2 separate regions of the Homo sapiens genome follow, and region 2 is linked to region 1. A link is a loop called in an ENCODE intact Hi-C map of the cell type or tissue named here. Cell type or tissue: PC-3. All regions are shown on one strand. Links, peaks and the distances in the headings refer to the core of each region. The heading gives the core; the rest is flanking DNA. Region 1 holds the start of LOC105370067 (a long non-coding RNA gene). Region 2 has its middle 77 kb from the start of LINC02411.

Region 1 (11,950 bases), core at 1,843-9,842:
ATGGGTAAAACACAGAGTAAGCCCACTCCATTAGGAACTATGTTAAAGAATTTCAAAAAAGGTTTTAATGGAGATTATGGGGTTACTATGACTCCAGGAAAACTTAGGACCTTGTGTGAGATAGATTGGCCAGCATTAGAAGTGGGTTGGCCGTCAGAAGGAAGCTTAGTCAGGTCCCTTGTTTCAAAGGTATGGCATAAGGTAACTGGTAAAGGACACCCAGACCAAGTTTCCATACATAGACACTTGGTTACAGCTGGTTTTAGACCCCTGACAGTGGTTAAGAGGACAGGCAGTAGTACTAGCGGCAAAGGGACAGACAGTCAAGGAAGACTCCCGCTCCACCCACCGAGAGGAGTTGGCTCTTAAAGTCCTGTCCGACCCAACATCAGAGGATTAATGGCAAGAAACAGCACCAGTGGCCCGCACTGTTACCAAGAAGGAAGGCCTCCCACTCCTGAGCCCACTGCGCCCAAGCTTCCACAAGGCCTACATACCCCTAGGCCACCCAGAGTAGAAAAGAAAGGATGTGAGACCTTGGGAGAAACCCTTCCCTTGGCAGCCTGTTTGAGGCCTAGAACTGGCATACAAATGCCCCTGAGAGAGCAATGGTATACTGGGGTAGACGAGGACGGGCATATGGTGGTGCCTTCGTGTATCAACCCTTCACCTCTGCCGATCTCTTCAACTGGAAAAACAATACCCCATCCCATCAACCCTTCACCTCTGCCGATCTCCTCAATTGGAAAAACAATACCCCATCCTATACCAAAAAGCCTCAAGCTATGATTGATTTGCTCCCAACTATTATCCAGACCCACAACCCTACTTGGGCTATTGCCACCAGTTGCTCACGTACCTCTCTTTAACATGGATGAAAGGTGAAGGGTTCTCCAAGCAGCAACTCAGTGGCTAGAGGAACATGTTCCAGCTGATTACCAAAACCCCCAAGAGTATGTGAGGATCCAATTACGAGGAACAGACCTCCAGTGGGACCCAAATGAAAGACAGGTTATGCAAAGGCTAAACCGGTACAGGGAATCCCTCCTGGAAGGGTTAAAGAGGGGATCTCAGAAGGCCACAAACATTAACAAGGTCTCTGAGGTCATTCAAGGGAAAGGTGAGAGCCCGGCACAATTCTATTAGAGACTATGTGAGGCCTATCTTATGTATACCTGCTTTGACCCTGAAAGCCCTGAAAATCAGCACATGATTAACATGGCTTTAGTTAGTCAAAGTGCAGAAGACCTTAGAAGAAAACTACAGAAACAGGCTGAGTTTGCAGGCATGAATACTTCATAGTTATTGGAGATAGCCAACCAGGTGTTTGTGAAAAGAGATGCAGTAAGCCACAGAACCGCAGCGAGAGTGAACGCTAAGTCCGGTGAAACGCCGAACTGCTAGCCGCAGCTATTAAAGGGGTGCCCCCGAAGGGCGAGAGAAGGGGGGGCCCGGGAAAAATACCAGTCTGGCCGTCCATGCTTGCAGAGTAACCAGTGTGCTTACTGTAAGGAAATAGGACATTGGAAGGCAAGTGCCCCCAGCTGAAAGGGAAACAGGGTGACTCTGAGCAGGAGGCCTCAGACAAGGATGAAGGGGCCTTGTTCAATCTGGCAGAAGGGTTACTGGACTGAGGGGGATCAGACTCATGTGCCCCAAAGAGCCCATGGTCAGGATGACAGTCGGGGGGCAAGGACATTGAGTTTCTTGTTGATACTGGTGCTGAACATTCAGTAGTAACCACCCCACTCACACCCTTATCCAAAAAGACTATTGATATAATCGGAGCCACAGGGGTTTTGGCAAAGCAAGCTTTCTGTTTGCCCTGGACCTGCACTGTAGCGGGGCATGAGGTAATTTACGAGTTCCTGTACATGCCTGAGTGCCCCTTGTCTTTACTGGAAGGGACCTACTTAGCAAGCTGAGAGCCACTATCTATTTTACAAAGCATGGCTCTTTACAGCTAAATTTACCTGGAACGGGAGTCATCATGGCCCTTATGGTTCCTCTGGAAGAGGAATGGAGACTCTTCTTAACTGAGCCAGGCCAATAGATAGGACCAGCCCTGGCTAAGTAGTGGCCAAAGGTGTGGGCGGAAGACAACCCTCTAGGGCTGGCTGTCAACCAGGCCCCAGTACTCATAGAAGTTAAGCCTGGGTCCCAGCCAGTCAGGCAAAAGCAGTACCCAGTTCCCAGAGAAGCCCTTGAAGGCGTCCAGGTCCATCTCAAGGGCCTGAGGGCCTTTGGAATTATAGTCCCTTGTCAGTCTCCATGGAACGCTCCCCTCCTACCTGTTCCCAAGCCAGGGACCAAGGACTACAGGCTGGTACAGGGTTTCTGCATGGTCAACCAAGCTACAGTGACTTTGCACCCAACAGTACCTAACCCGTACATGTTGTTGGGTTTGCTGCCAGCCGAAGACAGCCGGTCCACCTGCTTGGACTTGAAAGATGCTTTCTTTAGCATCAGACTAGCCCCTGAGAGCCAAAAACTGTTTGCCTTTCAGTGGGAGGATCCGGGGTCAGGTGTCACCACTCAGTACACTTGGACCTGACTCCGCCAAGGGTTCAAGAACTCCCTCACCATCTTTGGGGAGGCACTGGCTCAAGACCTCCAGAAGTTTCCCAGCAGAGACCTAGGCTGCGTGCTGCTCCAGTACATCGATGACCCCCTGCTGGGACACCCCACGGCATTCGGGTGTGCCAAGGGAACAGATACCCTGCTCTGGCACCTGGAGGACTGTGGGTATAAGGTGTCCAAGAAGAAAGCTCAGATCTGCAAACAGCAAGTATGTTACCTGGGATTTACTATCTGACAGGGAGAGTGCAGCCTGGGATCAGAAAGAAAGCAAGTCATTTGCAACCTGCTGGAGCCTAAGACCAGAAGGCAGGTGAAAGAATTCTTAGGAGCTGTAGGGTTCTGCAGGTTGTGGATCCCAAACTTTGCAGTATTGGCTAAGGGCCTATACGGAGTCACAAAGCGGGGAGACAAGGAACCTTTCAAATGGGGGTCCTGACAGCAGTGAGCTTTTCATGAGTTAAAAGAAAATCTCATGTTGGTCCCAGCCCTGCGGCTACCTGACCTGACGAAACCTTTTACACTGTATGTGTCAAAGAGAGAAAAAATGGTGTTTGGAGTTTTGACCCAGACTGTGGGGCCCTGGTCGAGGCCAGTGGCCTACCACTCCAAACAACTAGACGGGGTTTCTAAGCATTGGCCTGCATCTTTAAGGACCTTGGCAGCAACAACCCAGCTAGCACAAGAAGCGGATAAGCTAACTCTTGGGCAAAACCTAACTATAAAGGCCCCCCATGCTGTGGTGACTTTAATGAATACCAAAGGACATCAATGGCTAACGAATGCTAGACCAACTAGATACCAAAGCTTGCTCTGTGAGAATCCCCACATAACCATTGAAGTTTGCAACACCCTGAACCCTGCCACCTTGCTCCCGGTATCAGAGAGCCCAGTTGAACATAACTGTGTAGAGGTGATGGACTTAGTTTATTCTAGCAGGCCTGACATCCGAGACCATCCTTGGACATAAGTAGACTGGGAGCTGTACATGGACAGGAGCAGCTTCGTCAACCCATAAGGAGAGAGGTGTGTGGCATATGCAGCGGTAACCCTAGACACTGTCACTGAAGCCAAATCGTTACCCCAGGGCACTTCAGCCCAGAAGGCCGAACTCATTGCTTTAATTCAGGCCTTAGAGCTAAGTGAAGGTAAGACTGTAAACATTTACACTAACTCTCGGTATGCCTTTTTAACCCTCCAAATGCATGGGGCATTATACAAGGAAAAAGGCCTGTTGAACTCTGGGGGAAAAGACATAAAGTATCAGCAAGAGATCTTGCAATTATTAGAGGCAGTATGGGAGCCCCAAAGGGTGGCAGTCATGCACTGCAGAGGACACCAGTGAGCTTCCACCTCGATTGCCTTGGGGAACTCCCAAGCTGACTCAGAGGCTCGAAAGGCAGCATCCACCCCGTACTGGGTGTTAGTCACAGCCCCCCTGCTCCTTCAGTCACCTGACCTTGTGCCTACTTATTCTAAAGAAGAGAAGGACTTTCTCCAGGCAGAGGGAGGACAGGTTATAAAAGAGGGATGGATCCAGTTATTGGATGGAAGAATAGCTGTGTCACAGCTGCTAGGGGCTGCAATTGTACTGGCTTGCATAAGACCACCCACCTAGGCGAAGAGTCATTTGAAAAGTTGTTAGGCTGGTACTTCTACATCTCACATCTGTCAGCCCTTGCCAAAACAGTGGCGCAGCAGTGTGTCACCTGCTGGCAGCACAATGCTAGGCAAGGTCCAAAAGTCCTGCCCAGCATACAGGCTTGTGGAGCAGCCCCCTTTGAAGATCTCCAAGTAGACTTCACCAAGACGCCCAAATGTGGAGGTAACAAGTATTTGCTAGTTCTAGCGTGTACATACTCTGGGTGGGTGGAGGCCTATCCAACACGAACTGAGAAAGCTCATGAAGTAACCCATGTGCTTCTCTGTGATCTCATTCCTAGGTTTGGACTGCCCTTACCAATTGGCTCAGACAACGGGCCGGCATTTGTGGCTGACTTGGTACAGAAGACAGCAATGGTATAGGGGATCACATGGAAACTACATACCACCTATCGACCACAAAGTTCTGGAAAGGTGGACCGGATGAATCGGACTATCAAAAATAGTTTAGGGAAAGTGTGTCAAGAAACAGGATTAAAGTGGGTACAAGCTCTCCCTGTGGTATTGTTTAAGATTAGATGTACCCTTTCTAAAAGAACAGGATATTCCCCTTATGAAATATTATATCATAGCCCCCTCCCACACTACAGGGACTCCCAGGCACTCCGCAAGAGCTAGGTGAAATTGAGTTACAGTGATAGCTACAGGCTTTAGGGAAGATAACAACAAAAAATTTCAGCCTGGGTAAGTGAGAGGTGCCCCATCAGCTTACTCTCCCCAGTTCACCCTTTCTCCCCAGGTGATCGGGTGTGGATCAAGGATTCGAACGTAGCCCCCTTGCAGCCACGGTGGAAAGGACCCCAGACCGTCGTCTTGACCACTCCCACAGCCATAAAGGTAGAGGGAATCCCAGCCTGGATCCACCACAGCCACGTAAAACCTGCAGCACCTGAGACCTGGGAGGCGAGACCAAGCCCGTACAACGCCTGCAAAAAAGTAACTTTGAAGAAGACGACAAGCCCTGTTCCAGTCACACCCAGAAGCTAACTGGTCCACGCATGGCCAAAGCATGAGGAAACTCATCCTGGAACTCATTTTCCTTAAATTCTGGATTTGTACAGTAAGGACTTCAACTGACCTTCTTCAGACTGAGGACTGTTCCCAGTGTATGCATCAAGTTACTGAGGTAGGGCAAAAGGTTAAAACAGTCTTTCTGTTTTATAGTTATTATGAATACACAGGAACTCTAAAAGGAACTTGTTTATATAATGACACCCAGTATAAGGTATGCAGTCCAGAAGATGGACAACCTAGTATTCGTTATGATCCATCTGAACACCCCATGACCACAGTGTTTGAAATAAGGTTGAGGACTGGCAACTGGAGAAAAGCCAATAAGAGTAAAATAATAACTAGAACAGAAGAAAAGGGAGTCCCCAAACAAATTATCTTAAAAGTTGACACCTGTGCAGCAATCAACAGTAACCTGTATAGAAATAGAATAAGATGCGGCTCTCTAGATTGGGAAAGGAGCCATACAGTAGAAAATAAGTATGTTTGTCATGAATTAGGACTGTGTAATGATGAATGTAGTTACTGGTCCTGTGTCATTTAGGCCACCTGAAAAAAGGATGAGAAGGACCCTGTCTGCCTTCAAAAAGGAAAGAGTAACTCTTCCTGCACTAGTGGTCACTGTAATCCATTAGAACTAGTAATTACCAATCTCCTTGATCCCCGTTAGAAAACAGGAGAGTATGTAACTCTAGGAATAGATGGAACTGGACAGGATCCCTGAGTAAATATTTTAGTCCAAGGGGAGGTCCACAGGCGGTCTCCCAAACCAGTGTTTCAGACCTTTTATGAGGAGCTGAATCTGCCAGCACCAGAGCTTCCAAAAAAGGAAAAAAGAGACAAAGAACTTGTTTCTCCAGCTAGCAGAAAATGTAGTTCATTCCCTCAATGTTACTTCCTGTTATGTATGTCAGGGAACCACTACCGGAGACCAATGGCCTTGGGAAGCCTGAGAATTGGCACTTACTGATCCAGTTCCTGACACAATTCCAGTCCCAAAGGCCCAAACTAGCAACTTCTGGGTCTTGAAAACCTCGATTATTGGAGAATACTGCATAGGTAGAGAGGGGAAGGACTTCACCATCCCTGTGGGAAGGCTCAATTGCCTAGGACAAAAGCTATATAACAGCACGGCAGGGACAGTCACCTGGTGGGGTCTCAATTGCACTGAAAAGAGTCCATTCAGTAAATTTCTCAAGTTACAGACTGTTCGGGCCCATCCAGAATCTCATTGAGACTGGACGGCTCCCGCTGGACTATACTGGATATGTGGACATAGAGTCTACACCAAGTTACCTGACCAATGGGCAGGTATTTGTGTCATTGGCACCATTAAGCCATCTTTTTCCTACTGCCTGTAAAAAAAGGTGAGCTCCTAGGTTTCCCTGTGCATGCCTCCTGAGAAAAGAGGAGCATAGCTATAGGAAATTGGAAAGATGATGAGTGGCCCCCCAAAAGAATCATACAGTACTACAGGACTGTCACATGGGCACAAGACAGCTTGTGGGGATGCCAAACCCCCTTCTACATGCTCAACTGGATCATACGGTTACAGGCCATCTTAAAAATAATCACTAGTGAAACTGGCAGAGCTTTGACTCTTTTTTAGCCTGGCAGGAAACCCAAATGAGAAATGCCATCTATCAGAATAGATTGGCCTTAGACTGTTTGCTGGCAGCTGAAGGAGGAGTATGAAAAATTCAATTTGACCAATTGCTGTCAGCAAATAGATGATCAAAGACAAGTAGTCAAAAATATAGTTAGAGACATGACAAAGCTGTCACATGTGCCCATGCAGGTTTCACATGGGTTTGATCCTGGATCCCTGATTGGAAAATGATTTCCAGCTCTAGGAGGATTTAAAACTCTTATAATGGTAATAATAATAGTGTTAGGAACCTGCATGTTACTCCTCTGTATGTAACCCATATTTGTCCAGTTACTAAAAGGTTTTGTTACTACCTTAGTTCATCAAAAGACCTCAGCACAAGTGTATTACATGAATCACTATCGATCTGTCTCACAGGAAGATCTAGATAGTGAGGATGAGAGTGAGAACTCCCACTACTGAGTGAGGGTCTCAAAGGGGAGAATGAGGAGAGAGGCTATTTCTCCTACTGTCCCCTGTCTCCAAAGAGAAGGAGGAAGTAAAAGCTGAAAAACAACAGACTGATCGGTGCCACTGGCCAGGCCTGTAGGTTAAAGATTAACCCCCACCCTAATCGCTTGTGCTATCTATAGATCACAGACAATGGTATGGAGACATACTTGCATTGCTTATCCCCACCGCTAATACTAACATATGTGGACGTAGTCTCGTACCCCATGCTTGCTCAATCTATTACGACCCTGTCACCTGGACCCCTTAGGGTTGTGAGCCTTTAAAAGGGTCAGGAACTCTTCCTTCAGGGAGCTCCATTCTTGAGAAACAAGTCGCTGATACTCCTGGCTGAATAAAGCCTCTTCCTTCTTTAACCCAGTGTCTGAGGGGTTTTGTCTGTGGCTCGTCCTGCTACAATAATATATATATGTTATATCCTATTATATAATATATTTATATATTATATATTATATTATATATATTTTATATTATATAATATATTTATATATTTTATATTTATATATTATATTTATATATATATTTATATATTTTATATTTATATATTATATTTATATATATTTATATATTTATATATTATAATATATAATTATATATTATAATATATATTCATATATAATCTATTATATATGAATATATATTATAATATATAATTATATATTGTAAATATATAATATGTAATTCATGGTCTATTTCTTTAGTGCTCAGCAATAACATTCAGCACAATTTTACTCTCCTTATATGTTATATATAATATATAATTATATATAACATAGGATATAACATATATATTATTGTGTATATATATATATATAATATATATAATGCAAGCAATATATATAGGCACTTTTGTTAAGTATTAACTTGTACAGTCACAGGGTCCCACAATAGGCTGTCTGCAAGTTGAGGAGCAAGGAGAGCCAGTCTGAGTCCCAAAACTGAAGAACTTGGAGTCCAATGTTTGAGGGCAGAAAGCATCCAGCACAGGAGAAAGATGTAGGCTGGGAGGCTAGGAGATACATATATATGTGTATATATATGTATACACATTATACATATATATTATATATATAATATTATAATATACATATAATATATATTATATGTATAATATTATAATATAATATTATATATATATAAATTCTGTCCCTCTAGAGAACCTGACTAATACAACCAGCTTGCCAAATTATTCTGCTATGCTTGAAGGTGTGATGGCCTCTGGTAGGCAGCATTTTCGTGCCTTCCCTGCCCCAGTCTTGGTGGTTGTTAGTAGTCTCTTGCTGAGCCTTAACACTTAGAGTCCTTAGAGTGACTTACTCATGTGGTTTGCCTGGTACTGTCGTATTTTAGACTTGAAAATCCTGCATATGAAGAAACTCCTTAGTCCTCTGAAACCCGGTACAGTTTGTCACTCTAGCTGCAGACTCGCAAGGTGTCCAGAGAGCACTGCCATCTCCTAGATCATCATTAAAACAATATGTATTAAGTTCTTCTTGAGCCAGGCACATTTCTCAGCACCGGGGGGGACCTACGCACCAGAGATAAGAAAAAAGGAGAGTAAAATTGTGCTGAATGTTATTGCAGAGCACTGAAGAGAGAACTAGACCATGAACGGAGGACAGAAATGATGGAGAGTGGGGAGGAGCGGCCTCATGGAGAAAGCACCACTTGCCCAACGATCTGGAGGAGACGAGTGAATGAATCATGCCAGTATAGACAGGGTGGGTGGGGGTTCCAGGTAGATGAAAACACAATGCAGTTGGCAAGAGGCTGTACAGAAAATATTCCAAATAGGTTCTGAGAAAATGTGTCTAGTAGATGGTAATGTACTGTTCACTTAAAGGGTTAAGAGTAGGTTGTTCACTCGAGCAGTTCTCCACCTCATGACATTGATACTTGAGGACAAATAGATCTTTGCGCAGGGGCTGACCTGTGTATTGTAGTTTGTTTATCAGCACTCCCGGCCTCTACTCACTCGATGCCTGTTGCAGCCCCCCAGTTGTAACAATCAAAATTGTCTCCAGACATTGCTAAATGCCTGGGGCATGCCAAGTTGCCTCCAGTTGAGAACCAGTGACTTAAACCAATCAAATGCATGCTTAAGAGGGAAATCAAGTATTCTTTTCAACCCATACAGAAGTGATTGTAGAGAGATGTCTGGCAAGAAAAGTCCAGTCACACCAAGAAACATAAATGCTACAAGAATGACTCAAAAACAAATAAACAAACAAAACATCTAAGGCAATTCTACGGAAGCCATTCTACAGAAGTCTTTATGGGGGGAAAAAGGATTTAAAATAATTTACTTCAGCCAATAGAGAATGTGCTCTTCCTGAAGTTAAAGGACTTTTCTTCCAGAACTGAAGAGTCGCATCGGATTCATCAGCTCCAGAGGGAAGAGGTGGCTGTGATCCTGCTGGAGTCGGAGCAGCTCCAAAGGACACTCACAGAGAGAAGAAGGCTGAGACTGCGTGTATCGTCTCTGGATTATATACAGCATTTAGTTTTTAGAGCAATAAAAATATTAGCTATAATTTCCTGAGAACCTAAAATGTACCAATCCCTCTTCTAGGCACTTTCTGTACTTTATTTTTGTCTCATTACAAAAACTTTTTGGAGTTGACATTGTCATCATTCCCATTTAAATGCAAGGAAATTGAGATTCAGAGAAGTTAAGGTGTGTTGTAAAGATTAAATCAACCAATAAATGTGTGGTGCTTAGACTGGTACTTACCATGTAGGAGTTGCTCAGTGGACTTTTGTTAGGAAGCTCTTTTTCTCCTGCAAAGCAGGAACTTAGGGAAGGTGATCCATGCTCATGGCCTGTGGCAAGATCAATCTGAGACCCACTGGTCTAGAGAGAGCCTGTTCCTCTGCATATTCCCAAGTGCCACATGTACAACACTGGACACTCAGGGAACTCTTTAAATGTTGGGAATGAGTGGAAAGCCCTTTCACATTGCTTCTTTCAAGGTTCTAACTGGTGGTCTTCTTCCTCCCTTCTCTTCCCAAGGCAAACAAAGACTGGACTTACTCATTGAGTGCAAAACACACAACAAAGGCTGAAGGCACTTCAAGCACTCGTGGTCCAAAGATCGGGCAGAAAAATTCAGATGCATCCTCACAAAGTGAGTTGTTGGTTTTGTTTCTTTGCTTGCCACCAAGCTAAATAAAAGTGTTGTTGTCTTGGAATAAGAGGAGGGGATTATGCAGTGCAGACTCTCTGAGTCTCTGAGCCCCTCACTCTCTTATCACCATTGTCAGGGAGCTGGGAAGACTGTGGTTTGGCTGATGTCCTTCTCCTTATTCTCTGGGGAGACCCACCTCTCATTGACAGCCAACAGGATGCCCATATTTGGTTCCAAAACAGGGATGCCCACCTGGGTTCTGAGGCTCTGCTAAGCAGCCCCCTCCTCCATCATAGACAAGTTCAATGTTTCCAGGATACCCTGAAACCCAAAATTCAACAGTGTAGCTTTAGACATAAGGGATAATGGGATGTGAAGGGAAGAGACCCTTCAGGGATTCAAATAGTGTCATTGCACCTGACCACCAGGCTTCCCACTGAGCCTGCATAGAGATGCAGCCACAGTGACCTGCGTCTTTGACTTGAATCTGTATTAAAATATGGTGTCTGTTTTTGTAAACTTTTTACCGAATCCTGAAATATATGCAAAAAGTGAATTTATATTATAACATAGAGAAAAGTGCACATATGTGTACAGTGTGATGAATTTTCACAAACTGATACACTCAGAGCAAGAAATTGAATATTACTAGAACACCAGACTCATTCCTCATGACTATGTCTATTTATGACCCTCCCTCTTAGGGTAACATGGTACCGACTCCAACACCATGGCATAGCTCTGCTGGCTTTAGAGGTTACTTTGTTCTCGTCTGTGTCTGACTTCCTGTATTAGTCTGTTCTCACGCTGCTAATAAAGACATAACCAAGACTGAAAAATGTAGGAAGGGAAGAGGTTTAATTGACTCAGTTCAGCATGGCTGGGAGGCCTCAGGAAACTTATAATCATAGTGGAAGGGGAAGCAAACACGTCATTCTTCACATGGTGGTAGCAAGAAGTGCAGAGTGAAGCCAGGGAAGAGCCCCTTATAAAATCATCAGCTCTCGTGAGAACTCACTCACTATCACGAGAACAGCATGAGGGTAACCGCCCCCATGATTCAGTTACCTCCTACCGGGTTCTTTCTACCACACCTGGGGGAACTACAATTCAAGATGAGATTTTGGTGGGGACACAGCAAAAACTTATCACTTCCCTCTTGCAACAAGATGTTAGGAGTATCATCTGTGCTATTGTGCATAGCTGTAGGTTTGGCCATTCTTATTCCTAAACATATGCAATTATATGACTGTACCATATTGAATTTATTTGTTGTATTGTTTACAGGCATCTGGAGTCATTTCCTGTTTGGGCTATTATGGCAGTCCTGCTGCAAACATGCTTGTGGCTGTCTTTGGGTGAACACCTGCATGCATTTCTCTTGGATATAGTTTTGGGGTTTTTTGTTTTGTTTTGTTTTGTTTGTTTCAGATTTAGGAGTTTGAACTTCTGA
Region 2 (11,950 bases), core at 2,463-10,462, 72 kb after region 1:
CAGGATGGTCTCGATCTCCTGACCTCGTGATCCGCCCGCCTCAGCCTCCCAAAGTGCTGGGATTACAGGCGTGAGCCACCGCGCCTGGCCTGTTTCTTTTCTTCTTAACTTCTTCAGGGAACAAATGTATCTACTCACACTGAGTGAGTGAAGTTCATGACAAATTCCCTTATAAGTAAAAAAAAAAATCATGTTTTGCTAATATCCCTATAGTCATGGGTATGATAAACATCTTTAACACACACTGCCATTGGGAAGATTAAATGAGATACTACTGTATGTAAAGTTCTTAGCATGGTGCTTAGCATGGAGTGAGGGGTCCAAGCATTGCCAGGCATCCTAAATAATGATGCTATGTTTATGCAGCTTTTCACAGTTAGGTATGTTTCTTCAAGCTCTTTAAGCCATTTAATTTCTAGAAGGTCAAGCAGGCAAGTGAAATTCCTAACTGTCACATATTACAAATCATATAGCACTCCAGCAACCTGATACCATTTCGGGTCATCCCATTCCAAAGACCAAAATCTACTTTGGAATGAGATGACCCAAAAATGTATGATGTTAGCCACAAAGTTACCCTCAATGATACCATTTAATGTGTGCTGGCACCTGTGCTGTGCCTTTGACATCTTTTTTCTCTTTAAATCCTCACGGCTTTCCATATTGAAGATATAATTATCCCCATTGTACAGCTGAGAAAGCTGAGGGTGATTTGCCCGAGGCAACACAGCAAGAAACTGGCAGAGCCACGGTGTGGATTTTGGTGTCTCTGCCACGCTAGTTTAGCAGCAGATCAGGATTGAAAACACATCTTCAGTAGGTAGATTTATTATTCTTTCTGTGAAATCAGAATCATTTTTCCTAACGAGTTTTCTAGGTTGTTTTATTTATTTATTTATTTATTTTTATTTTTTTATTTGTTTGAGACAGAGTCTCACTCTGTTGCCAGGCTGGAGTGCAGTGGCACTATCTCGGCTCACTGCAAACTCTGCCTCCCAGGTTCAAGCGATTCTCCTGCCTCAGCCTCCTGAGTAGCTGAAACTACAGGCACCTGACACCACGCCAGGCTAATTTTTGTATTTTTAGTAGAGATGAGGTTTCACCATGTTGTCCAGGATGGTCTCGATCTTTTGGCCTCATGATCCGCCCACCTCGGCCTCCCAAGGTGCTGGGATTACAGGCGTGAGCCACTGCACCTGGCCACCAGTTTTCTTTATAGAAAGGTGACTACATTTTTGCAAAAATAAACTTGATGTTCAAATAATGAAAATAGATTCTATTATAAAATTTTTATTTAAAAATTGGCATTAAAGTTTAACTTGTACATCTGCTTAATTTCCATAAAATGAAACATGACCCCATTTTAGGGAGATCCTTCACGGAGGAGCCTTGAGGAGGTCGGCTAAGTGACCCTTCATCCATGTGCATGGAGTTTAGCTGGCCTGTGGGTGAAAGTAACTATGCACTTCCAGTAAGATAGTGAAGTTTGAAGCCCTTTTCTCTCCGGATCACTCTGGATAGTCAGAGGCCCAAGCCTTGCCTGGACTCTTCAAGAGTGATGACAATTCTCAGCATAGCGATTGAAAGGGTCAACTGCTGACATGTGGTTTGTGGCATCCCAATGTGTCATTTCATTTTATTTGCACCTGGAGACTTTGCCCCTGTGTGTTGACCCAGTGACACTTCATCCCACGATCTGAAAGCTTAACTGAACACCTTTGAACTCAGGAAAAGGGGGAATACTTGTCGAATTTATAAAGATAATGTTCCTTTTTGTTGTTATAGAGATCTATATTTACAAAGGGCCTTGTGCTCTTTCATTTTTGATGGTGAGGTCTGAATGTTGAAGGTACAAATCTTTGTCTTGACCTTTCAGCAGCATTAAACAGGGTTTGATTATCCCTTTATTCTTCAAACCCCTTCTTCACTTGGCACCTGAATACCACTCTGTTTAGTATTGTCCTGCCTTGTTAATGCCACATCTCCATTCCTGTTTCTAGTTCTTCCTCTTTCAGCCTGAAGCCTGCTTTTCCTTCACTATTAATGGCTAATTCCTCTCTTCATTCAAGTCACAGCCCAGGTGTCATCTTCATAGGAAGGTCTTCCCAGCCATCTTTCTAATGTTCCCATGCTCTGGGGCAGGCTCCTTTGAAGGATGCATTTAGGGCCCAGAGGGGACCATCCATAGACTGACTCTGCATGGTGGATAGCATCCACCCACAGGGGACAGAGGCTCACCCACAGGCTGTGAGTCTGCATTCTTGAGACTGCAAGTATCTCTGAGTTTCTTTATATCCGGTCTATTGAGAAATTTGAGGCTATGTGTATCAATTCAACATCCGTTTTGTTTGAATGCTTCCATAGTGTCTTCAATCATGATACAGTAAAACTTTATGTTAAATACTTTACAAATGTAAAGTAAACCCACATAGCAAAAAAAGTGTTCATTTTTCTATGTTGGATGAGTGCTTGCAGATGACTGCCAGGGCTTTAAACCCACTTGAGTCACTTAGGGTCAGTTTCATGGGTCATAAGCTGATGCAAAAGTTAGTACCTTATTCCCCAGGAACTATGAAGACATAAACACCTGATTGAAGATTTTTGAAATTTTTTGTTGGTTTTTCAGTTTAGTTTTGTCTCATTCTATTTCAAAATAAATCTCACCTGCTATGTGAGCTATTGGATAAAAGTTCACATGACAATGACAATATAACATCATATTCTGTGGGGTAAGAGGAACTGGTTTCATTTGTGTTATTTCAAAAGTTCTCTAAGACAAAAATTTGCATAAAAGTAGTTTTCTAGGGAAGTGGGGAAGTAACATAGGGAAGTCCATGGAAGTGTGTTAATGGTTAGGTTAACACCAGGCAGCTGGGCACTAATCTTGCTTCAGGCCTCACAGAGACTATAGGATATACCTCAGAATTTTCTCTACAGTGGCAAAAAAGCTGTTATTTCAAATCATCTGCTGAGCTTAAAATAACATGGAAATGTGTGCAGTTTGCACTGGTGACAAAGACACTGGCCTATGATTACACAACAATACAAACCTAATAGTATGAGCAGTAGACTGCTAATCATACTGTAATCATAATTGAAGAGAATGCTGAATGAAAGTAAAAACTTATTTAATGAAAGTGAAAACTGTGACTCCTTCCCTTTTGTCAACTAAAGTCCACAGAACTAAATTCCATCCACAGATCCCAGATTAAGGAACCCAGAAGAAAGAGGAGACAGACAAATGGCAGAAACACAGACAGGTGAACGCATATATTGTGCCAGGAGGTAGAAGCTAAGGAGGTCAAGCTAAGAGTGAAGATGAACTAACCAGGAAATAACCACAATTTTATAAATCCAGGAGGGACTCTCTGAGAAGATGTTATGTGGGCAAAGACCTGAATAAAAGGAAGAAGGGGCAGGAAAAACAGCAAGCACAAAATATTGGGATCAGGATAGAGGGTAAAAGTTAGGAGTAGGTAGAGCCTAAAAAATCAAGAAAATTGTACCCAATCTCAGAGTGGTTGTAAGACCCAAGTCATAGACAAGAGATCAATACTGAGAGAATATAAAATATAACAAGTAAACAAAGGTTTGAATTAAATGTCACCTCGGGGTCAAATGATTGCATGGCTCGGAATTGTAATCACCAGGTTTGGCTTCCAGTAAACTAGGATCCATAGATCATTTTGGATAGACTTTTTTAAACAGGGAAGGTGATCGTGAAGGTTGATTCTCCAGCTAGGACACACTGGGAGTGGCAGCTATTGTTTTGCTCATAAAACGTACATTCTCAGCCAGGTGCAGTGGCTCATGCCTGTAATCCCAGGACTTTGGGAGGTGGAGGCGGGCAGATCACATGAGGTCAGGAGTTTGGGACCAGCCTGGCCAACATGGTGAAACTCTGTCTCTACTAAAAATAGAAAAATTAGCTGGGTGTGGTGGTGCATGCCTGTAAAGTGCCAGCTACTCAGGAGGCTGAGGCAGGAGAATTGCTTGAGCCCAGGAGGTGGAGGTTGCAGTGAGCCAAGAATGTGCCCCTGCACTCCAGCCTGGGTGAAAGAGCAAGACTCCATCTAAAACAAAAAGAGAGAGAAAGAAAGAAAAGAAAAAGAAAAACACATACATTCTCCCTTTTGTCCACTCTAGACCAATTTTCCCTTGGAGAACCATCTCCCCTTGACTCCCAAACTGTGAGCTTTGGGTGGGGCCGACGCCTGGTCCGTCCAATCCACACATTCTATTTCTGCGGCCGCCAAAGTCACTTCACAAGTGGCCACCTAATCACAAATGCTTCAGTGAGAATTTTCCCAGGACTTGTCTTGAAACTACAGAGCTTTTAAATGCCATCCTGCCTCTACTAAAGAAGAGTGTTTTTGAGAAGGAAATCAACACAAGAGATGGTACAGTAGAGGGAAAAGATGGAGAGGAACAGTCTTCTGATGACTTGCTTTAGGTCCCTGGAGGTACCCCTGGACTTTTCCTGTATAAGATTCCATGGCTTCCTTTTCTTTTTTTTTTCACTTAAATATTACATTTTTAAAATGCAAATTTTTGTCATTTGGAACTAACAATGTCCTGCCTTGTTGAGGATTCAGGAAGATGAAAAAACATGTTATTGAAATGAAGATAATAGACCAGAAGGGTCTATATCTATATTTAAGTCCCTACCGCAGAAGGGACTTAAAAGTTCTCAGAAAGCAACCCCTTTATTTTTCCCATGAGAAAATCTGAGAGCCAAAAGTGACTTTCTTAAGGTCAAACAGGCAGTAGGAGGAGGCCTTCTGATTTCCAGGAAAGAGACAGCTCTGTCTTAAGACTTCATACGATGTGGCGCTGGCTGTTGCCAGCCTAGTCAGACAAGAAAACAGAAGGACTCACTGTGCATTAAAGACAGCCACCAGTGTGTCGTGGACTGGGAGAATAAATAGCAGAAAACATGTGCTGGAAACTAGGGTCAGCAGCTGCTGGTGTGTGTGTGTGTGAGAGAGAGATTTCCCCCATCTTCAATCTGTCTGGTGTATTTATGACATTGAGGGGCCCTCCAAGTTTGACAGTCACCATCACTAAAGCTTCTTGAGCCCCTGAGGTCATAGGAAGGGAAGGCCAATTCTACACACACAGTTATTGACGGAGCGGGGCAGCACGGAGCACCTAAAGCACTAATACCTTAGTGACTAGGGAGGCTGCTCTGCAGAGGGGAGAACGGGACAGATACGGTCACTGAGGCTAAATTCTAATGACCTCCATTATTCTTCTCTTTTAAAAAATATTTAAATATTTATTTTTATTTGTTAAACTCTTTACCTCTAAGAACAATATTCTGTTCTGTTATTAAAACGTTCTCATGAATACCAGCTATCTTAGCATCATGACTCAATAATGGATTACGATCTATAGTTGGAAAAAAAGATCTGCTTTACAAGAATTTGGCATTTAAGTGAAGTCCTGCAGGTGAGGAGATGAAGAGTGTAGGGCAAACAGCACTCAAGGCTGTGGGGTCCGTGTCGGTGTGGGTCTATAATGGGAAAGAGCCTGTTGTGTTTCAGGACCTAGAGAAAGGCCAGTGGGGCTCCTATGCATTGAATGTTTGGGAAATTTTTACAAAATAAGATTAGGGATGTACACAGATGGCCAATCATGTGGGGCTTCCCAGGACCATAGAGAGAGTTTAGATTTTCTTCCAACAACAGTGGGAAGTCACTGGAGGGTTTTTAACAGGTGAGTGACATTATCTCACTTTTGTACATTAAAAAAATATCAAACTGGAAGTCTGGGTGCTGTGTGGGGAGTGGGAGGAGGGATTGCAAGACTGGACGGAGAGAGGCTACTTTGCAGGCTGCCATCAGATTCAGGTGAGGGTGCTGGTGGCTGGGAACAGGTGGTGACAGAGGAAGTGCTAAGGTCATGTTGAAGGGCAGCCCACAGCCCCTGAGTTGGTTTTTCTGTGTGGCCTGAATTGACCTGAGTGAAGTATTAGGGAATTCTGGGTGCCAAAGGCTTGGTGGTCAGTTGCATTTATTGTTAGTTACGATTCCTTTGAAAGATGCTTTTAGCCAACAGGAAATGTAGCCCTTAGAACGTTTCCAGGAATAAATCATTTTCTATAAACTATAAACAGGAGCACCACTGCTGAAGATAGACTTGGCATCCTGTCGTGACGTGCTGCTCTCAATGCGGAGATGAATAACGCCTGTTTGCTAGCAGGCAGGATGTTGACTCAGCTGCCAAGTGGTTTTGAGGTTGATCTGCTTTATTAATGGAAACCGGTGCTTCTCTGGGCCTAACTAGCTCCATGGCGCCCCTGCTGGGCTGCTTCAGAGGGTTGTGTCCACGTGTCCTCTGTTGCCCTCTCACATTCTGCAGCGTAAGGTACGGGTTTCACTGTGGAGTTTGTGTTTCTGTTTTTGTTTTCATGGCATCACCAGCAGGAGAAACTTGTGTTTGTTTCTGCTCTATTGTGGAGAGAAGATGGGAAACGGGCAAGCAGTCCCCTCCATGGAAATGGATGTCAGGTCAGCCTACTCCTTGGGATGCTGTGCGGAGCTTTTTGAACCTTTCAGGGACACTGAGTCACCCTGTGACATCACCTAAAGGACCCAGGGGAAGCACAGATATGACAGGAGGGCTTGGCGACTGACCTGGGAGACAACTCTACCTCTCATCCCTTTACTGACTTGCTGTATGGGGTTAGCTCCCTGCTAAGCCTCTCCATTTTAGTTACCTCTGTTGAAAGGCCAGGTTCAACTAATTTTGGCCTTAGTGACTGATATGGTTTGGCTGCGTCCCCACCCAAATCTCATCTTGAATTGTAGTTCCCATAATTTCCACGTGTTGTGGGAGGGAGCCAGTGGGAGGTAATTGAATCATGGGGGCGGTTACCTCCATGTTGCTGTTCGCGTGATAGTGAGTGAGTTCTCATGAGATCTGACGGTTTTATAAGGGGCTTTCCCCCCTATTTTGCTCCGCACTTCTCTTTTCTGCCGTCATGTGAAGGACGTGTTTGCTTTCCCTTCCACCATGATTGTAAGTTTCCTGAGGCCTCCCCAGCCATGCAGAACTGTGAGTCCATTAAACCTCTTTCTTTATAAGTTACCCAGTTTTGGACCACTCCTTTATAGCAGCATGAGAATGGACTAATCAATGACTATTCAGCTCTTTCAAATATAAGCAGTGTTCTATTAGCTCTTGATTTAGAACATCCAGTGTGCGAGGAGAAAAATAAAAGATTGAACCATCTTGAAAGCATGTGTAAACACAGGGAGAGGCAGGGAATTGTAGCAACATTTAATCTACCGTGAGAATCTATTGTTAGCTTTTCTTACACCCCTCAATAAGCTTATACACAGGGTTTTATTGACCAGAGTATGTTACTAAATTGCTGAAATATAACTTATTTAACCAATTATTTTTGTGAGTTAAAAAACTTTCTCAATTTTTGATATTAAGCAGAGTTTCAATAAATCTTTTCATATGTCTTTGTCCACCTGTCTTATTTCCCTGGATTACTTATTAACATTGAATGATTAGTTTAATTTTTGTAAATAATTTTAGAGACTTGCCATACATTGACAAAATATTTTTGCTGGAAATTTGAGCCAATTTATGTTCTCACTGGTGGTGTAGAAAATGCTTATACATACTGAAAGTGGGTAGTACCAATTTATTTATTTTAATACTTGCTAATTTGGCAAGTAAAATATTATCTTGTTTTTATTTATATTTCTTTATCACTTGTAAGGTAGAATTTTTGTTCTTATTGATTCCTGATGTTTATTCTTTTGAAAAATAGGACATACATAGTTGAAACATTTTGAAATTTTTAGCAACAGTAGGTGCATTAAGGCTACGTAACTAACAATTCTCCAATCTTTTCCTCAATAATTCATTCAAGAAATATTTTTTGAAAACCTATTTATACCGGGCATGACTTTAGGAACTGGGAATTTTACAAGGACCAAAACAACAACATCTCCGTCTTCATGGGACTTAGATTCTTTAGAGGCAGCCACAAAATAAAATACATACGTAATGTAAGTAGTATGTTAGATCATGAAAAGTGCTAAAAAGAAAAAATAACATGAAGCCAGGAATGGATAGCATATAAATGGGTAAGATAAATGTTTGTAATTTAGAGAGAGTCCAAGGAAATTCTCTCTGGAAAGGTGGCATTTGAGTGAAGATGGAAGGAAGTGGGTGGATGAGCCCTGTGGAATATATATATATATATATATCTTTCCACCTCCTCATATATATATAAATACATATGTACATACACATATATATACATATATATATATACACACATATATATATAGATAGATAGATTGATTTTTTTTTTTTTTTTTTTTGAGACAGGGTCTCACCCTGTCACCCAAGCTGGAATGCAGTGGCGCGATCTCAGCTCACCGCAGCCTCCGCCTCCTAGACTCAAGCAATTCTTTTGCATCAGCCTCCGAGTAGCTGGAATTATAGCACACACATGCCACTGCCACCCGGCTAATTTTTGTATTTTTTGTAGAGACATGGTTTCGCTACGTTGGCCAGGCTTGTCTTGAACTCCTGACCTCAAATGATCCACCCACCTTCCCAAAGTGCTGGCATTACAGGCGTGAGCCACCGTGCCCAGCTTCTTGAATAATAAATAACCTCTCATTTTTCCTCCCACCTTCCTCGCAGTAATAGTTCTTGGCACATTGCATTTTATATGAACCCCAGACTCATTTTAAACACCATCTGATATAATAACCTATGCAATTTTCTCTTCGAATAGCAATGAAAAAATAATGATTACAATAGTGGATAATGTCATTATCCTGTAGCATCCATGCCATGGTGTAGAAGACTGAGTGCAGCCGATAGAAAGGAGTGAGGGTGGGTTTCCCCCCACGCCACTGAGAAGAACTGGTGGGGGAGGACGTCTGCTTGGCCCTTACGCTGACATTTTGATGGATAAAAGGGCAACGTCTCCCCTTCCCTTGGTACATTCACTGTCGTCTCAGCAAAATTTAGAGCTATTGTGACCAGGGATTCTCAGTCTCAGCACTATTGATATTTGCGGGGCCGGGGGTGGGGATATTTGTGGTGAGGGAGTTCTGTCGGTTTTGGGATGTTTAGTGGTGTCCCTGCATTCTGCCCATTAGGTGCCATTCCCCTGCCCTGAAAACTGACAACCAACAATGTCTCAAGACACTGCCGATGTGCCCTGGGCTGGAAGCCTTGGTCTAGAATAAGCAGATCAAGATCTGCTGTAACCCCATTAGGAAGGAACACAGTGAACACTTTCGAAACCAATAGTCTTGGCTTCCATGCCTAGGGCCCTGCAGAAAGGGCTCCTGTTTCCTGCTCACTTTGCCCACAAAGTCACTGAGTCTTTTTCTTTGCAAGGTCTGGGCCCTGCTTATTTTTGAGCAATGATGTCATTCTCAGGGTGGGGGCTAACTTAGAGTTTAGTAGCTTTACTATTTTCTTTTCTTTACTCATATTGTTTTTAACCCCCTGTGGACCTTAGAACCTGACATTTATATGGGTCTTGCAAAAGTCATAATGGAGTTTTCATCCCATGTAGGGTCAGGGAAGGGTGCACTGGGGGTTTGGGGTGGCTACAGCAGAGGAGCACCCTGGGCAGGCAACTCCCAAGAGGAAGAGAAACTGAAGACCATGGATGTCCCCCCACCTGCTGAAGCTTGAGAGTTCTCGCCCACTGAGTGACCCAGCCAATATCCACCTGAACACGCACCGGGAGGTGCTAATATGATGCCATAGATTGTGCTTTATACAGATGCACCGTGATCAAGATGGTGCTGTTCCCATCGTAGATGGTGTAGCTTTGAGTGTCTAGCAAAGCAGCTTAGTAGCAGGTGGCAAGACAGTGTCCTGTCCTCGTCATATCAGCAGATGATTTGCTTGCTAACAGATGGGCGTAAAGTATTTTGAGAAAGGGGTGCCTTTGTCTAATTCATAGTTGTAATAGACAGGGTAGTAATGGCCACACGGTCACTGAATGTATTGCTTCCTGAGCTACTCCGGAGCAGTAATTCATTCCATTATATTTCTAAAATGTTGACTGAGCCCCCATGACATGCCTGAGGCATAAAAGGAACAAAGAATATGATCCCTGCTGCGTGGGACTTGCATGGTTATAGGAGAGGTAGAAGATCGGCAACCAGGGATACACTGGATTCTGTGTTTGCAGTTGTAATAAGCGTTGCCAAGGAAGAGTCCAAGTCTACGTGAGAATGCAAAAAAGAGGGAGGCTCAACATGGTGTTCCAGAATGAACAGGTCAGGTGAGTGGAGTCTGCTGGAGAAAGCCATGAAATTTAGACTGAGGAGAGTGGACTTTTACCTTATAGTCTAGAGTCTCCAATGTGGAAGACATATAGCCTTAATGGCATGATGATTTCAGGCTCTCCATTTAACAGTGGGCATAACACAAAACCAGACAGTAAGAGAGTGACCTGTACTCAGTTCTCTTTAAATCTTTGAGACTAGTTCAAGAAGAAAATATGAGGTTGGTGTTGCTATACCTTTGTTACCTTTTTACACTTGATAACCTTGCTCTATCCCCTCCCTACAAGGTACGGGTGTTCATTATACATTATTTAACTTTTTATTTTGAAATAATTATAGATTCAGAGGAAAATACAAAAAAAAATGTATCGTATACCGTTCGTCCAGGCTCCCAGTGGTAACACCTTGTTTAATGTCAGGAAAAGAAAATTGACATGGTACAATCCACAGAGCCCGGTCAGATTTCACCAGTTTTATAAGTATTAGGTTGGTGCAAAGGTAATTGCAGTTTTTGCCATTAAAATAATGTCAAAACACGCAATTACCTTTGCACCAACTTAATACTTGTGTGTAATCCTTGTCCTTGTGTGTGTGTGCTTGTGTCTAGTTCTAGGCGATTTTGTCACATGTTTAACCCCCATCCTTTCATCTACTTCTATGAGAGTCCATCTTTTCTGCCATCATGGACTTCCACTTTCTATCTGATCAATTTTTGATCTCTGTTAGCAAGCAGGTAAGTACCAGGGAGGCAAAAGTCAGGGTCTGTTCTATATCATCTATGTCAATAAGTGTTTGGGGGATTTTTTGTTTAGGACACCAATCAGTTGACCTCCCTGCCTAAGGTTGTATCTGCAGAGATGAGAAGAACACTTGGCTTTGGGCTGACTTGGCTCCACTCATTTTTCCCACAAGTATTTATTGAGCATCTACTAACTCCGGGCCTTGTGCCCAACACTCTGGATCCCACACTAAGGGAGGTAGGCCAGTCCTCCATGCTCATAGAGTTCACAATGTAGAGTGAGAGAGAGGCAATTGACCAGAAAATAAGCTAGATCATCTCAGAGACTGAGAAAAGATGTGATGGCAATAGCACAGCATGGGAAGGTAGAGACTCACTTGAGGTGGAGTCGGCTTCACAGCAGGCAGGTGGGGGAGTGAAGGGAGGATCCTGCTGGGGGACATGCGGACAGAGACCTGGATGATGCCTAGCCTCCAGCCAAGGAGGGAGGAGCGTGGAGGGCTGGGCCACTGACCAAAGCTCCTCATCTGCAGAACCTTCAGGGAAAGTGGAGCCTGGATTCTGTGTCCTGAAGCCACTTGGACCTTCTCATGGACAGGACTCTTTGCAGATGGTTGATTTCATCTGTGGGCTGGATCCATCATCCCTCCTTTCTCTTTAGATAGCAAGCTTCCAACCTGTCTTCCTGTGACTTCCTCACCTCTCTGGCATTGGCATCAAAGGCTGTTGCAGGAGTGTGGACCGGCCAGGTGACGCAGAATCAGCTTGGATTTTTCCGTCTGCTCTGCCATCTGTAACTCAGTAACTCAGCAGCCAGGGCTGTTTTATCCTCCCCTCAAGAGAGGTGACCAGTAAATTTAGAGTTGAGAAATGTGTCAGAAGTCTTTGAAATTGGTGGAAGGAACCACGAAGTCTATCCTGA

Evidence for each region. A loop is a pair of places that touch in the nucleus more often than their neighbours do. Peaks named below come from ENCODE experiments on the same cell type or tissue, not always from the same donor. Only the 100,000 strongest peaks of a DNase experiment are listed, where the experiment ranks them.
Region 2: a loop joins it to region 1, with 18 times the contacts of the local background. A loop is called at or near these places in 2 of 110 quality-filtered maps.

The regions. Positions count from the first base shown.
Region 1 is chr12:127,481,782-127,493,731 of GRCh38, forward strand. LOC105370067 (a long non-coding RNA gene) reads left to right here and starts at 2,747. Exons shown (of 4, transcript XR_945528.4): 1 at 2,747-5,365; 2 at 10,383-10,497. In PC-3, for the core only: CTCF peaks have their summits at 3,887 and 4,086; DNase peaks (open chromatin) are centred at 4,010 and 5,440; H3K27ac peaks cover 3,081 bases.
Region 2 is chr12:127,553,661-127,565,610 of GRCh38, forward strand. No RefSeq gene overlaps it. Among named protein-coding and RNA genes, the nearest start is that of LINC02411, 77 kb to the right of the region's middle. RefSeq lists an enhancer at 5,625-6,824. In PC-3, for the core only: a CTCF peak has its summit at 6,314; a DNase peak (open chromatin) is centred at 6,221; H3K4me3 peaks cover 545 bases; H3K27ac peaks cover 1,921 bases.